Regions from separate parts of the Mus musculus genome. Here region 2 is linked to region 1. The links are chromatin loops, found by intact Hi-C in ENCODE. Cell type or tissue: heart. All regions are shown on one strand. Each heading gives the region's core, and the rest is flanking DNA. Links, peaks and the distances in the headings are about the cores only.

Region 1 (2,915 bases), core at 131-2,630:
GAAGCATATTGTGATGCTTTCCCTAGACTAGGCAGCTCCTAGGTGAGATGAGTCTGTCACCTACTTCAAATGTCACTTTGGCAAACACCAACAGCACTGGCCACTCTGGCTTTGTTTCCAGCTCCAGTATAATTTAACACTCCTCCTAATCTTTCACTTAGCCCAGCAGATATTGATAAGGTTTTATGGAAAAATAGATTGTAATAGTCTTGTTGAAGAGCTGGTTATTCAAGAAACTCTAGGTCCAGTGAAGTAGGGCTGGGGGAGTCCATGGCTGGGCATAAAGACAGAGTGAAGCAGATGGTTCTCGCTGGGGTTAACGGGCCATATCCCAGTGAGCAGGAGAGAAGGCTGAGCAGGAGAGAAGTTGCTGTCTTTGCCTGATGGCCTTTGGGTAGTAACAGATCTGTGTCTCCGATTGAAGCAACACCATTGGCTGTCTCAGTTTTCCCAGATTCTCCAGTGCTCATTAAGAAGTTCTCACCCTCCACAGAGATAATTTCGACAAGTATTCATAACCATGGATGTACTGGCTGGTTTTGTGTTAACTTGACACAGCTGGAGTTATCACAGAGAAAGGAGCTTCAGTTGGGGAAATGCCTCCATGAGATCCAACTGTAAGGCATTTTCTCAATTAGTGATCAAGGGGGAAAGGCCCCTTGTGGGCGGGACCATCTCTGGGCTGGTAGTCTTGGTTCTATAAGAGAGCAGGCTGAGCAAGCCAGGGGAAGCAAGCCAGTAAGGAACATCCCTCCATGGCCTCTGCATCAGCTCCTGCTTCCTGACCTGTTTGAGTTCCAGTCCTGACTTCCTTGGTGATAGTTGAATAAACCCTTTCCTCCCCAACTTGCTTCTTGGTCATGTGTGCAGGAATAGAAACCCTGACTAGGCACATGGATATGTATAGTAGGACTCTAATCCACAGGGGCACAGCCTATCAGCCCTGAAGCCCTATACATATCATGTCCCCCCAAGATTCTCCTGTTCCAAATTCTCCCTATGTTGCTGGAGAAGTGTAGTCCTGTAAGATATCTTTTTATTGTTGTTCAACAGGATCAGGGTTCTTGCATATTCTAAACTTCCAGGCAGAAAACTCCTCGCCCTAGTTGAGATAAAATCCATCACTGGATACAGCTGGATGACCCAGGTCTGACGAAGTCTGGTCATTTGAAGCACAGTCTCAAGATTGAGGGATGAACTATCTTCTCATCATGACCAAGAGCACAGTCTCCCATTATTCACAAGTCCTGAGTTGAGGAATTGAGCTCTCTCTCCTCACAAAACTCACAAATGCCAGTCTTCTCATGCTTGAAGAGTCAGCCCTGTCTGTCCACTAAGAGCTGCTCTGAAAACACTGCTCTAGTCTCTTAGAAACTTAAACACCGAAGAGTACCAGTAGGTGGAGCAAATGAGTGGTACCTGCCTGCAGGAAATGTGGAAATGGCAAGGGCTCTCCAGTGTAGGTGAGGAAGATCAAAACAGGAGGGGTTGTAACTAACCTTAAATGCATGCTGTCCAAAGAGACAGCGCATTGATGTCACTGTGACTACGGAGCCGGAGCCAGTATTGACTGAACATTCAATTTTCCAACAAATATCTGAAATCTAGTTTTATAAGTAGACTGCCTCCATTTTAAAAGGTTAATGACAATGGGCCATAAAACCCTATCCTGATTAATACTATCTAAACCAAATTAAATAATTTTCCTTATTGGCTCCAACTCTTGGGATTTGTATGAGATACCACTCATCTAATAAGCCCCTCTCAGAGAGCCTGTAATCTCAAAAAACAGAAGACAGTTCTAGAGACAAATATGCTCAAATGTTTGGCTACATTCTGTGTTCTTGGAGTGGATCTATGGATGCTATAGTGTAATAGCATCATGTTCATGTTCTATTCACAGTGTAACACTCTGCTGAGAGTCCCTCCATCACTGCATTCACAGAACAATCTTGAGTCTGGTACAATGGATCCCCACACTGCTTTCTAGAGAGGGGTGATATTCAATAAAACATATCAGTTTGGCTAGGTTAGCTGTCAAATGTTTAACTTCAAGAGTCTGTCACTGCCCAAACTCTTTCTAGCCAATGCTAAGAAATCCAAAAGAGCTGGGCAGTGGTGGTGCACGCCTTTAATCCCAGCACTCGAGAGGCAGAGGCAGGTGGATTTTTTAAATTCAGTCTGGTATACAGTATACAAAGTGAGTTCCAGGACATTCAGGGCTATACAGAGAAACCCTGTCTCGGGGAAAAAAAGAAAGAAAGAAAGAAAGAAAGAAAGAAAGAAAGAAAGAAAGAAAGAAAGAAAGAAAGAAAGGAAGGAAGGAAGGAAGGAAGGAAGAGAGAGAGAGAGAGAGAGAGAGAGAGAGAAAGAAAGAAAGAAAGAAAGAAAGAAAGAAAGAAAGAAAGAAAGAAAGAGAGAAAAGAAAAGGAATCCAAAAGATTCAGAAAACCCCAGTTCCTTCATTATCTGAACCCACCATGTGACTTACCCTATTTGAACTCAGGAACCAAACATCTCCATGTACAGTCACACTGGTACCGAATGTCTTCTCATAAAGTGAAGACTGTTATGGTGATGCCAATGAGATGATAATGAACCTTGGAAACCCATATGGCTTCATGTATTGGATTCTATTGCATTCACATAACAGGATACCTAAACAACCTAGCATGAGGAGAGACATTTTGGCTCACGGTTCAGTCTATAGATGTTTGGCTCCATGAATCTAAATAGGACATCATGGCAGCCCAAGTGTGTTTCAGAAAGGGTTCCTACCTTAAACAGACAAGAAGCAGAGAAAGGAGGACTAGGGTACAGAAATAATCTTCAAAGATACTCCCTGAGTGACTTACTCTCTTCAGCTAGGACCCCCTTCCCAAAGGTTCCAACATCTCCCAAAATGGCACCACTAG
Region 2 (2,915 bases), core at 205-2,704, 190 kb after region 1:
CCCAGCTGCCTGGCCTTGGGATGGCGCACTATAATGACATTTTAAAATCACATTTCACACTCGGGTGAGTCCCTAGTGCCTGTGCTCTAACTGGCTACCTTTGCAAGACCCACCAGGTTAGGTAAGTCCCCTTAATGAGGAGTGACAATGCTATCTCTGCTTTATAGAAAGAGAAACCAATGTTTGAAAAAAAAAAAAAAAGTCTGTGATTCTCCCCCAACTATTGAACCATCAACTATTGATGACGAGTGCTTCCTCACTCCAAAACCTGCCTTCCTGCCATCCTGCTCATCTCTGAGAGAGGAGGAAAATGCAATGCCTACTACAGGCGGGGATGTCTGCGTTGCTCTGTGGTACACTGTCCAGCCATCATTAGGGAAAACATGTCTAAGGTCAAACACAGAGTAGAAGAGGGGGGGTAAGGCTCCTCTTGCACATGAGTGGAAGTTCCTACCCCCACTAATGGTCACCCAATAGTTAATGTGGCAGGCTGTGGAATAGATACGTCCTGTGGACTGAGTGAAATGCTGAGGTCTTTCAATGCCTCCAACCATGAATTTTCATGCGTTCCATTGTTGTCTTTAACGTAGACTGAGAACCTCAGGTGCAGAGAACTCAGAATCAAATAGCTGCAAGCCAGCCGAAGCAGAAAGCCAATTCAGGCCACCTGGTGCCAGCCTGGCCTCCTTCTTGAATTCCCAGGCCCCAGCTACAGCAGTGACTGATTAAATGGCGGGATTTGCTTCCCAGAGTTCTCAAAGCTAGCATGGGGAGATGATAGCTCAGTGGGTAAGATCTCTTCCCACCCAAGTGTGAGGACCTAGGTTTGACTCCTCGGTACCCATGTAAAACCCAGGCAAGGCTATGCATGCCTGCAACCCGGCACTGGGAGGGTTAAAGTGAGCTGATACTGGGGGCTTATAGGCCAGCTGGTCTAGTCAGAGAGGCTCGATTAAGATTTACTGAGAAAACCTGCTTGTGGAGACTATGATGGGTGCCTATAAGATGCCCAGCATCCGCCTCTAGCCTTCCCATGACTGTGCCCTCGTGTGCCCATACCTCATCTCAGTGCCTACCCACCCCCACATCCTCAAACACGTCTCTCCATTTCGCTCCCACAGATCCTCCCGTGGACAGATCATGAGTGCACTATACGAAAGCTGTTTTCAAGATTGAAATCACAGCACTTCACAGCACATGAAGATAGGGAGAAAAGCAGTTAAAATAATTTGACAAATAGAACCGTAGGAAAAGTGAGGGGAAGAAAAAAAAAAAAAGTTCACGTTACCCGACTGCGGTAAGTCTAGCCTTGAACTTAATTTCCTGGGATTCTTGAAATATCGGTGATCGCAGAGTAAAAGAACAATTCGTTAGGCTGTTTGTTCTCCGTGTGTGAGTCGCTGTTGCCATCTACAGTTTAAGACGGGGCTTGCAACACTACAAGTCACCAATTCTAAGGCTCCTGGAGACCGCCATGCTTGCCCGGGGAGCCCAGGCCCAGAGACTGTTACCTGAAGAAGCAGCTCTTTTTCCACCACCTCTTCCGTCTTGCTGATGAGTCGCTTCTGCAGGGTGTGGATTTTCTGGATCAGCTCGAAGGTGCTAGGGTCGCTGGCCTGTCCCAGGAGAACAGCGGGAAGATAGCATCAGTTTCAAAGCACCATGGTCCGTGTGCAAATAATGATTCTTTGATTCAAATGCCTTTCCCGCATGAAGACCTAGTACATAGAGAATTAAATCCAAAGAGAAGAGGCATAGCAAACGACACAGCCACAAAGCTCCCCAGGGCAGACCACTGTCTCCCACAGTCGTCACCGCAGCTCTGATTCACTGATGGAAAGTGAGCGTGTTTGTTCCATCAGAAAGAACGGTCCTAGTCATCATGCAACCATGCGTGATGCTTGGTGCTTTCCGTGTGATATCACATTTTACATCACATGACAGCAGTGAGACCACGTCAGCCTTCCCCTTTTACAGACAGGAGAACCCGGGAGCCGAGAAGCCAATTGCAATGGCTGGGGAGAGTCTAAGCTGGATTGGAGATGTGCCCTGCTGCCAAGGCTGTGGTTTTCATTATGGTTCTCTGGGCTTTCCCTCCCATCTCCAGTTTCCATAGGAATAGCTTCCTGAATCCACTCAGCCTTGGAATGCCCCTCTAGTCATTGTCAACCGGAAGGTTCAACACAGCATACCACGGGGAAGGGTTCCACGGTGGGGCATCTGCGAACAGGAGGTAGGAGAGCAGGGCTATGGTGGTTAGCAATGAAATGGAACCACCAACCTGAATAGCTCTAATGTTCCTTCAGTAGCTGTGTGCACTCTACTCAGAGAAGAGCTACGGGTGTAAGTGGATCGTTTGTCCTCCGGACTTGGAGCCAAAGCTTTGCTTTCAGCCACATTGACACTTTGAGTTAATCTAGCAACTGGATACTTTCAACTACCTCCTTCATTTAAAAAAAAAAATAGAAATCGACAAGGAGTTGGAAATTTCCAAGATCTACGTGCTAGCATATGGGATAAAGTCATGTGATGGAAAGCAGGTGCAAGACTTTCACTCCACCTCCCAGGTAGATGCACGTTAGCACCAGGTTAGGAAGCTGTACCACTCTGGGCACAGAAGAGGAACAAAGAGGCTATTTCCATGGCTCCAACTCTGCTTACACAGCACCAGCTGATGCCCGTATAGCTGGGCAGGATTTGGCACGAATTCACTTGGCAGCCCTGGGTGTTGTTAAAATTCAGGCCTTGTGTTTACACAACTTTAAATGCATTATCTTTAATAGTTTCTTCATTAAAAGTAAATAAAAATGAAATCCTATTTGGGTGGTTTTCCACTTTTACCCTGAACTTTCTTGTGCTATAGACTTATATATCTCAGCGTTGTAATTGGTCAGTTACCCAGTCTCTTTCTGATA

The links. Hi-C counts contacts between places; a loop is a spot of excess contacts. Peaks named below come from ENCODE experiments on the same cell type or tissue, not always from the same donor. Only the 100,000 strongest peaks of a DNase experiment are listed, where the experiment ranks them.
Region 2: it touches region 1 in a loop (22-fold over the local background); 3 of 42 quality-filtered maps call a loop at or near these places.

What each region holds. Positions count from the first base shown.
Region 1 is chr19:48,173,410-48,176,324 of GRCm38, reverse strand. No RefSeq gene overlaps it. Among named protein-coding and RNA genes, the nearest start is that of Sorcs3, 31 kb to the left of the region's middle. In heart, for the core only: a CTCF peak has its summit at 1,381 (motif pointing right); no DNase peak of the experiment used is centred there.
Region 2 is chr19:47,987,166-47,990,080 of GRCm38, reverse strand. Cfap58 (cilia and flagella associated protein 58) reads right to left here. Exons shown (of 18, transcript NM_001163267.1): 15 at 1,512-1,616. Among named protein-coding and RNA genes, the nearest start is that of Cfap58, 51 kb to the right of the region's middle. In heart, for the core only: a CTCF peak has its summit at 1,408; no DNase peak of the experiment used is centred there; H3K27me3 peaks cover 862 bases.